2 separate regions of the Homo sapiens genome follow, and region 1 is linked to region 2. The links are chromatin contacts, found by Hi-C or POLR2A ChIA-PET in ENCODE. All regions are on one chromosome and are shown on one strand. Each heading gives the region's core, a stretch centred on a gene start or an enhancer-like site at or near the end of the contact. The rest is flanking DNA. Distances are from core to core; before and after follow the strand shown. Region 1 overlaps DGKE (diacylglycerol kinase epsilon). Region 2 has its middle 47 kb from the start of C17orf67.

What was found. Hi-C counts contacts between places; a loop is a spot of excess contacts on that map. ChIA-PET counts read pairs that join two places held with the same protein, here RNA polymerase II (POLR2A). Pooled maps may share reads with other maps.
Region 1: a map with no recorded cell type shows a loop between it and region 2 (11-fold over the local background). The contact joins two enhancer-like sites. A Hi-C loop is called at or near these places in 1 of 168 maps with a recorded cell type or tissue (endothelial cell of hepatic sinusoid), 1 of 37 single-sample maps with no recorded cell type and 7 of 50 pooled maps. POLR2A ChIA-PET finds 5 or more read pairs at or near these places in 1 of 52 experiments (T-cell).

What each region holds. Positions count from the first base shown.
Region 1 is chr17:56,866,146-56,871,208 of GRCh38, forward strand. DGKE (diacylglycerol kinase epsilon) reads left to right here. Exons shown (of 12, transcript NM_003647.3): 12 at 1-3,422. The region is part of intron 1 of LOC124904037 (a long non-coding RNA gene); the gene reads right to left. It also overlaps the pseudogene RNU6-1158P. Among named protein-coding and RNA genes, the nearest start is that of MIR3614, 23 kb to the right of the region's middle. Within about 2 kb of position 2,051, at least 2 of the 41 ENCODE cell types and tissues checked have a DNase peak (open chromatin) inside an H3K27ac peak, as active enhancers do.
Region 2 is chr17:56,784,317-56,789,334 of GRCh38, forward strand. No RefSeq gene overlaps it. Among named protein-coding and RNA genes, the nearest start is that of C17orf67, 47 kb to the right of the region's middle. RefSeq lists enhancers at 2,173-3,372, 2,871-2,930. Within about 2 kb of position 2,800, at least 5 of the 41 ENCODE cell types and tissues checked have a DNase peak (open chromatin) inside an H3K27ac peak, as active enhancers do.

The DNA of each region.
Region 1 (5,063 bases), core at 801-3,300, 81 kb after region 2:
GGGTTTTGCTTTTAAACAGTGTCCCCCTGTCTTTTTCAATTTTTCCCTTGAAGCCTTTCTCTTGTTCTTCAGAGTACGCGCTGCAGGCTATCTGCAGCATCAGAATGCCTGGGCAGGCTGTTGAAAGTATGGATTCCTGAGCCCAACCCTTAACTTAATGATTCCCTGTCTCTGGAGATGCAACATAGAAATCTCTGTTTTTATTAACAAGCGCCTCAGGCGATTCTTAAGCATACTGAAATTTGAAAGCTTCTGGTCTGAACCTCATGTATTCACCTAGGGCTTTTGCTAGGTGGGATACCATGCCGAAAAATTGAATTAATTGTATGTTCTTAAAATTGTTTTTCTTCTACTCCGCTGTCCTCTTCCCTCAAAATCACTTTTCTAAAAGAACTCTATGAAAAACTTATTTGTATCATACCCAAATTGATATATTTGTCTGAACTCTGTTACATAAAAATTGGTATGATTCATATGTGGAATCAGTTTTTGGACTGTGACCCATGCAGTGTTGGGGGACAAGGAGTTGCTTCAGGAGTTAGTGCAGTGCGCCTCCAAGGGGCAGTGAGCCATGGAGGCGCCTGCCTTCTCACTGCAGTCAATGCAGCCACACTTGTGTATACTGAGTGCTGCTTCAGATCTCAGTAGATAAAATAATTCCACATTTAAAATGATTCTGCTATTTTTTATAAAGGGTTTGAAAGCCACTACTATAATGACTTTGTCACCTAATTGATTTTCTACTAATTTTTACATATTCAGAAACTTCGTGTTTTTTTGGTGGACAGAATATTTTGGAGGTCTCCGTCGCTGTTTAGAATGTGGCCACTTGGCTGTTTCACAGTTTTTAAAGCTATTTTATTGAATAGTAAAGCAGTGAACTTAGCCTTTGTTCTTTGTGTTTCTAATTTAAGCATATAGTCTATTTAATTTTTGATATGTAAATACACATCAATACATATATATTTACCCATGTGGCCCTGTGTAGTCAGTGCATGAGGCTTGCATAGCCCAGAAAGGTACATTCCAGGGTTCTGGGGAAAGAATTTTAAAATGCCATCCTCTAATACAGACGTTTATAAAACTTAAATGAAATGATTGGGCTTAACCATATGCAAGAAAGTCTGCAGAAAATAAATCACCTAGAAACTATAAATAGAAATGTGCTGCTGAGGCTGGGCACGGTGGCTCACACCTGTAATCCCAGCACTTGGGGGGCTAAGGGAGGCGTATCACCTGAGGTCAGGAGTTTGAGACAAGCCTGGTCAACATGGTGAAACGCCGTCTCTACTAAAAATACAAAAAAAATTAGCCAGGTACATTGGCACATGCCTTTAATCCCAGCTAATCAGGAGGCTGAGGCACGAGAATTGCTCGAACCCAGGCGGCAGAGCTTGCAGTGAGCGGAGATCACATGACTGCACTCCAGCCTGGGCAACAGAGCAAGACTCCATCTCAAAAAAAAAAAGGCCGGGCGTGGTGGCTCACGCCTGTAATCCCAGCACTTTGGGAGGCTGAGGCAGGTGGATCACGAGGTCAGGAGATCGAGACTATCCTGGCTAACACGGTGACACCCCGCCTCTACTAAAAATCCAAAAATTTAGCCGGGCATGGTGGCGGGCACCTGTAGTCCCAGCTACTCGGGAGGCTGAGGCAGGAGAATGGCGTGAACCCGGGAGGCAGAGCTTGCAGGGAGGCGGAGCTTGCAGCGAGCCGAGATAGTGCCACTGCAGTGGGGCCTGGGCCAAAGAGTGAGACTCCATCTCAAAAAAAAAAAAAAAGAAAGAAATGTGTTGCTGGTATCAGATATCAGACCAAGAACACTTCAGTCTCTCTAAGGATGCCCTGAGCTACCTCACTGTTAAAGGACGACATCAACACAGAATGCACTAAACAGGAAATAAGCTGTAATCTAGAGAATTTCCATTATGTGTTACTTTTTGGTGACTAACATGGAATGTTGAAAAGGAAGAGCTGGAAAGCTCAGTTGTTTTCCTTGTTCCTCTGACATTGTCCAGGCAAGAGGGCATCCTGATCAGATGAGTAGATTTGGCTGAGAAAAACCCTAGAGTAAGGCAGGCACTTTGTGGAGGTGGATGATGATGGCTCATAAAAACGTTTGTTCTCAGTCCAGTTCAGGGCTCTGCCAGCAGTCTTTCAGATCTGAACTGCTTAAACAAACCCTACAGATAAATTGGCACTCTGATTTGTAATTCTGTTTGTACAAGTTTAGAGCAGCCTAGCTCGAGTCCTCAACCCCAGTCCTCTTAGAAGTGAACTGATTGCACTGGATCCCTAAACCCACAATGTTGAGGACACATGTGATGACTCCACTTGCTCAGCCAGCTGGCCTCTTGCACTTTCCCCTGCCCACCACTTGTAACTACCACTTAATTATCTTGTGTTAATTGCTTTTGTTGTGTTGGGTCTGTATTTTTGTGGTCAGTGCCTGCAGGCAGAAATGTGAAAGCATTTGGTATGTTGAAGATACTTGCTTCTTTTTTAATAAAATTAAAAGTGCAGCACGTAAGTATGATACTGTGTAGTTTTTTGACACAACCATGAGATACAATAAGCAGCTTTGACTTAGTGTCCCAAAAAGTGGTTCTTGGTCTACAGCAGGGCAAACATATATGTGGCAAGTTCTGATCACATACTTTTAGACAGAAAGAATAAAAAATTCATATTGCATGGCTTTTGTAGCCTAAGAGCACAGAATCATACACGTGTGTTAGGAGAAACATTCATTCTCACGCATATAAACTGGCTCCTGGCAGAGTAGAGCAGTAAGTGGGATCAAAGGTGAATTCACCTTATTTTCAGTTGGTAGAGTATGGAAAAATGTATCACTTATTTGAAATACCTGAATGGAAACCCAGCCTCTACTACTGTAACTTAACACTTGTTCTTCCTGAGCCTCAAATTTTCTTTCTCTGTAAGAATGGGAATTAATGCCCACCTACGGGTTGCAAGTGCTTACAGGAGCTGGGCAAGCAACGAAGGTAAGAGTTGTAGAGACTTCGGTAAACTGGAGCACATGATTCCTGGGAAGCAGGCCTAGTGTAAACAATTTATTTTTCTAGAAAAGACAGAAGTTTAGAGTATATGAAATCTAATTTTTAAGTATTGGTTGGCAACTAATTGACTATCGTCTACCATAAGGTTATATGATAATTATTAGGGCAGGAGAGTGAATGCATCTTAATATGCATGGCAGAACTGTGTGTTTCCTTCCATCTGGATTTTCATAAAGCTTTCTGATTTATCAGTAACGATCTGAAAAATGTACTGTGGCATGTAACATCTTTTATTCATTTTATTAGGCATTAGAGGAAGAATATTCTGTAGTCCTGCTTTATTCTGCCATCTTTACCTGGAAATCCATTTTTATAAAATTTTTGTAATAAAAATTCACTTGATCACTTGCCTGCTTTCTTTTAAACAGTGCCAAGCGTAATGCCCCTTGATAATTTACATATATGTGAACGTGGCTGTGATAGCTGCTGATGTTCACACATAGGCCATCTTACATGTAATGATCCATGTTTGGACTTAAACAGCTTCACACATTTATTGTACAGTTAGGTGTCACATGCTTTTACTTTTTATTTTATAATCTGTATTTCTGTGAGGTAGACATTATTGGCTCCATGTTATATACATTGATAGCCCGGAGCTAGAGATTGAACCCAGGCCATCCTCCCCACTGCCTTTCATCATCAACACAACCACCACCAACAGTATTTTAAAAGTGTTAAATATTGGCAGACGTGTCATTGTTCTGAGCACTAGGACTAGGGCTTATGCGGCTGTCTGAGGAATTCCCTGTACAAGGAAACATCATATACCAAAAAGTTACTCATGGAAGGAGTTTGGAGATGATGAGCTAAAAGTATTACACATGGACTATTGTAAAAGAAAAAAAAGCAGGCACAATAAAATTTTAGAATGTACTTAAGAAGCAATTCGTGACTTGGGAAACCCCAAACCCAATGAGGATTTAGTGTTTCAATGACACAACATCAGAGGCAAGTATTCATAGAGTGCATACAGAAGCAAAATTAAGAAATGATTTGATTGGTTGCCTTTTTTGGCTTACTTTCTTGGAAAGTCCCCAGTCTCATGATCATGTTAGTTGGCTGCTTATGATTGGCTGAGGTTAAGTTTTGTATCTAACATAAGCATTTACCAAAAATGACCCAAGTTAAGTTTCATTTATGTTTACAGTTTAAGTAGGTTAGGGCTATTTTTAAGGCCTAGTTGGTTTGTTTGCTCAGGAATGTTTCAAGCCTAGTTTCCATTTTAATTTTGCTTTGACAGTTCCCCACTTTTAGTCACCCCGTCCGCAAGCTGAGAGTGTGACCAAATGGCATAGCATTACTCTCAGTTACCACTATTGACATAGTCTAGGAAGAAGAGTCAGATGTTTATCAATAGCTGCCCTAGGGCTCAGAGTCACCCTCGGGAATGACATAGTCCATGCTGGTTTCCTCCAGTTGTCTGATCCTTACGGCAATCTTTTGACATATGAGTGACTACTGGAAAGCACTTAAACATCCTTGAAAGGACCAGCCTCTGTGAATAACACCTGTAATCTCAGAACTTTGGAGGCCAGAGTAGGGGAATTGCTTGAGCAGGAGTTCAAGACCAGCTAGACAATGTAACAAGACCCCATGTCTACAAAAAAAAAAAAATTTTTTTTTAATTAGCTGGGCAGGGCTGGGTATGGAGGCTTACACCTGTAATCCCAGAATTGTGGGAGGCCAAGGCAGGTGGATTGCTAGAGCTCAGGAGTTCGAGACCAACCTAAGCAACATATTGAAACCCCATCTCTACCAAAAATACAAAAAATTAGCCGGGCGTGGTGGCACACACCTCTGGTCCCAGCTGCTCGGGAGGCTGATGGAGGAGGGTCACTTGAGCCTGAGAGGCAGAGGTTGCAGTGAGCCGAGATTGCGCCACAGCACTCCATCCTGGGTGACAGACTGAGACCTCATCTCAAAAAAATACAAATTAGCTGGGTAGTGCTCACTACAGCAGCACATATACTAAAATTGGAACAA
Region 2 (5,018 bases), core at 1,550-4,049:
TTATTTATATTTTGGGGGGTATGTACCCAGTAATGGGATTGCTGGGTCAAATGGTATTTCTGGTTCTAGATATTTGAGGAATTGCCACACTGTCTTCCACAATGGTTGAACTAATTTACACTCCCACCAACAGTGTAAAAGCGTTCCTATTTCTCCACAACCTCAATAGCATCTGTTGTTTCTTGTCAGCCTGAGGTTCTTTCCACACATGAAGCTTCAGGAAGCTCTATGCTGGTGGTTCCCAAACTCCAGCATGCATCAGAATCACCAGGAGGGCTTATGAAAATCCAGATGGCTGGGCCTCAGCCCCAGAGTTTCTGATTCAGAAGTGTCACAGACATCCGAACCAGGGTAACTCCATCTTGAATAAGAATTGAAGAAAGTCAGACCTGCTGGGTTACAATCCCAGGAGGCTATGCACTCCTAGTCACAAGATGTTTATGGCTGAGGGAACAGATTAATGATGCTTACTAATGGAACAGGACTCAGAACTTAAGGAAATCTCCTGATGTCCCAATATCTTAAGAACAAAAAGCATTCTTAGTTTAAGAATAGGTTTTGCTTTAGAGATAATAGTAGGTTCATAAATTTTTGCAAAAATCAATAGTTACACAAGAGAATAACAATACTAACAGCCTGTCACAAGCTTGTCATGAGCCTTTGTAGTAAAGCACATAAGGCCATTATTTTCAGCTCTGTTATCCTATACAAGCAAGCACTGTATTTGAGGTAGGGGCGTTCCTTCTCTTGCTTTTGGAGGACAGCCTACTCTGAAATAGAGCAGTCTTTAATAAGCTATCTTCACTACACTGCACTCTGCAACTTGCTGTAAATTCTTTCTTGCATGAGATCCAAGAACCCACTCTTGGGGTCTGGGTCGAGACTCCTTTCTGGTAACAGAAGATCTGAGTTGGGCCTGAGAGTTTGCATGTCTAACAGGTTGTCTGGGGGACACACTTTGAGAACAGAAGCTGTAGCTACTCATTAAACCACAAGAGAAGACAAGACACATATTGACATGACCTGGATGGAGGAAAAGCAGGGCCCACATGTAATTAGAAAGAGAAAGAGAGATTTCAACCACCTGAAAACTGAACCTCACAAGAAATAACTTGTCGATTTTAATCAATTGAAGAACCTCTGAAGCAGGAGCTTATTTGCTCTCCGGTGAGTTTACAGGTTTTGGGGGAGGGTAACTTGGCTGTATGACACTTGCTGGATCGTGGGAGTAGAGTCATGTTCTGATTTGAAATCAGAGAACTCACTGTGGCTTCCTGCCTCCACGCCCATCTGTTTCCCTGTATCATTGGGATAACATCCAAATTCCTTACAAAGGTCTGTGAGGCCCATAAACCTGGCCCCTGCCTGCCTCCCAGGCTCATTGTAGACACTGTCCCCTCACTCTTTAGGGAAGGCCACGGTGACCTTCTGGAAGCTCCTAGGACAAACCTGCTCCTTCCCCACCTCAGGGTCTTTGCACTTGCTGCTGCCTCTGCCTGCAACAACTCTCTCCACCTCCATCCTGTGCCACTCCTTCTACCCCCACCCTTCCCTGCCTTGTATCCCCACCTCCATCTCCTTTGTCAAGCTAATTCCTTGACAAATCACTGAAGGTACCCCCTCTTCCTAGAGCCTTTCCTGACAAGCAGCTCTGGGTGGGGTACCTGTCAATGGCCACATACCTGGTCATCTTGACTGCTCCTTCCTAACATTCAGCATACAATGTGTTCTTCCGTACTGGCCTCTGTTTAAGTGGGAGTTTCAGGAGTCGTCTCCAGTACCTAGTGCAGTGCCTAACACATAGGGAATAAATAAGCAAAGAACAAACAAACCAAGAAACCAGGTCCAGAAGCCAAAAGCAATCAAGGCCAGCCAGCATCTGGCATCAGAGCACTGTCCATGACAGAAAGCTGCCAGAGGAAGGAGGAGTAAGGGTTTGGAACAAAGTCCAGGTGGTATAGAAAAGTGCACCTTTGCAAAGAGCTTTTCCTTCGGACTGAAATGCCCTTCCTCCCCTTTTCCACCTGGAAGACGGCTTCTTACCCCTCCTGCTAAGTAAGCTTCCAGTAATGCCTTGTCTTGAGCCATCCCTAACCCCCTGCCTCAGGGAAAGAGTTATCATCGTACCATGTTTGCAATTCGGTGCTGGGGTGGGGCGGGGCAGGACATGGAAAGAACTCACCTCTCAACAAATAAATATTAGTGAGTGCTACCTATGCGCAGAGCAATGAGCTAGGCATGGAGATGCAGTACACTGAAATTGTCTGTGCCTCTCAGCTACTGCTCCAGCAAACAACAGCCACCTCCCTTATCCACGGGGAATGCCAGGACCCCCCAGTGGATGTCTGAAACCAAGCATAGTACTGAACCCAATTGCCGACCACATTTCTGTTCACATCTTCCACCCACATGTTTTAGAACTTTTCCATCTTAACGAAGCATTTTTCACTGTAGCCATTAACTTTTGCAGTTCAAGGTGCAACAGCAAAACTAGCACAAATTTATTTTTCCTTCTTCACAATTTCTCAGATAGAAGATTTGTTCTTACCACAGATCTTGGCAATCTCAGCACACGTTTTTTTTTTCTAAACTAAGTTGAAAACCTTCGCCTTTTCACTTAAAGGTAGCACATTATGGTTTCTCTTTGGCATATCTGAATTGCCAGCATCATTACTCTTGCAATGTGGGGGCATTATTAAGTAAAAGAAGGGTTCCTTGAACACAAGCACTGCCATAATGCCACCTGACAGTCAATCTGATAATTGAGCCAGCTACTAACTGACTAAGAGGGCAGGTAGTACACACAGAGGAGTGATTCATGCCCCAGGCAGGAAGCAGCAGGATGGCGTGAGATTTCATCACGTTACTCAGGACGGTGCGTAATTTACAACTGATGAATTGTTTATTTCTGGAATTTTCCATTAAATGTTTTCAGACTGTGGTTGACCTTGGGTAACTGAAACCTCAGAAAGAGAAACCACAGATGGGGGAACTACTGCAATGTTTTTTGGCCAGCTCACGTGTGCCAGCCTCTGAGATGGACACTTTCTATGGGCCCTGAGGAAGAAGCACAGCACAGAGCTAACACTGTGGCTTCTGGGTCAAGTCACTTCCTAATTTTGTGACTTAATGACTTTGGGTCCATCACGAAACGTCAAGAGCCCACATCTGTAAAATGGGGATAATAATTGTACCTACCTCACAGGATTATTGCGAAGATTAAATGAATACAGTGAAGGAATTAGCATGGTGGTTGGTACATTTCAAGTGCTCAATAGAATGTTAGCAGTTGTCCCATTTAATACTCCCAGCAACATAGAGACCAATATGACTATCCCATATAAAGATAGGGGAGCAGTAGACTTGGAGAAATTAAGTGATTCACCCAATCACAGCACTCAGCAGAAGGTTAAATTGCAATTAGAATCTGTCTTACTCGAAAACTAGGTTTCTTTCCAGTCCACCATTTACCCCATTCTTGTCCCCTACTTATCCCTCTCTATAGTAGCCATGCCCGTCTGTTTACTTACTGTCTTTGGCTGCTTTACAAATACAATAGCAAAGTAGTTGTATGACAGAGATGACATGGCCCACAAGATAAAAATACTTGCTATCAGGCCCTTTACAGAAAAAGTTTACCAACCCCTGATCTATAGAGCAGCTACCTGCTTATATATCTGTCTCCACCACTAGACAGTAAGTTCATTTGAACTGGGATCTTATTTCTCTTTGAACCTCTAGGAAGAATAAGCACACTTTTTTGCAAGGGTCTCAGTGTTGGTTAGATGAAATATGAAATGCAATTCCCTCTGGAAATCCTTCTGCCCATTTTTTCTGACCCCAAACCCAGACCATAGGAGCCAATGGTCTCTGTCTGTTTCAGGAAGCACATGTATTAGTCAATAAGACTGAATGCTTCTGCCAGTAGCTCGGAAGCCTATGAGCTGCCCCACTGGAGGTACTCTTGGTAAAGTTGTTTCTGCTCCACCATAGAACCTTCCCAGGAGGGATGTTTTTGGATACGAACAACGTATAAAAATCAATATTATTCCTACACATACCAGAATAACCAACTAGAAAATGTAAATTTAAGAAAATTCCAGTTATAATTCATAAAGATCCATAATATATCTAGGATTAGTGCTGTTTTAAAAACATATATATGATCTTTACAAAGAAAATTACAAAATTTTAATGATGGACATAAAAATGGCCTAAGTAAATGGAGAGATAGACCAGGTTCATAGATAGGAAGATGCAATACTGTAAAGAAAGCAACCCTTTCTCAAGTAGGGAGGCCTTTTGACTCTAGGTCTCCCAAACACTCTCCACCTCTTCTCAAAATAATAGTTTTTTAAAAAATATAGAGAGAGACAGAGACAGACCATTTGTCTTGATTAATAGAATAATGCCCAAGAATTTTAAAAACAGTAATAGCTAGTTTCATGGAGAGCTTACCCAATAAACTAATTATCACAATGGCATTTTGAACTAAGAACTGTAATCATTCCCATTCTACAGTAAGGAAACTCAGGCCCAAAGAGGTTAATCAGCTTGCCCAAGGACACACAGCTAGTCGGTGGAGCCAGAATTTGAATGCAGGTAGTCTGGCTCCAAGCCTGGATTATGAATTACTGCTGTCCACCACTTTGAAGATTCCTGTCACTCACCTGCCTTCTGAGAAACTTTGGTGGTGGGCAAATGGGGTGTGAAGTTGCAGCAAGCTCACTGTGAATTGCTGCGCTTCAGCCCCGTCATCTGTGGGCCTCAGGAGAGTGTGTTCTGGGTAAACACATGCATTTTGTGTGTCAAGGGGAGGAGGCTGAGAACCAGGCTGTATGTGACTGATGAAGAATCCTCTCTGTTCTTAAAGGAAGTTTTTGCCCCTGATATGTGAGCCATACCCAGGGTCCTTAGAGCCTCAAGGAAGCCCTTCCTTCTCTACCTGGATGCAGGAACCTGGCTCCCTGTGGGTCTGATTTATTTTTAATTCTGCTTCCCTCCTTCTCTCTTTTGGG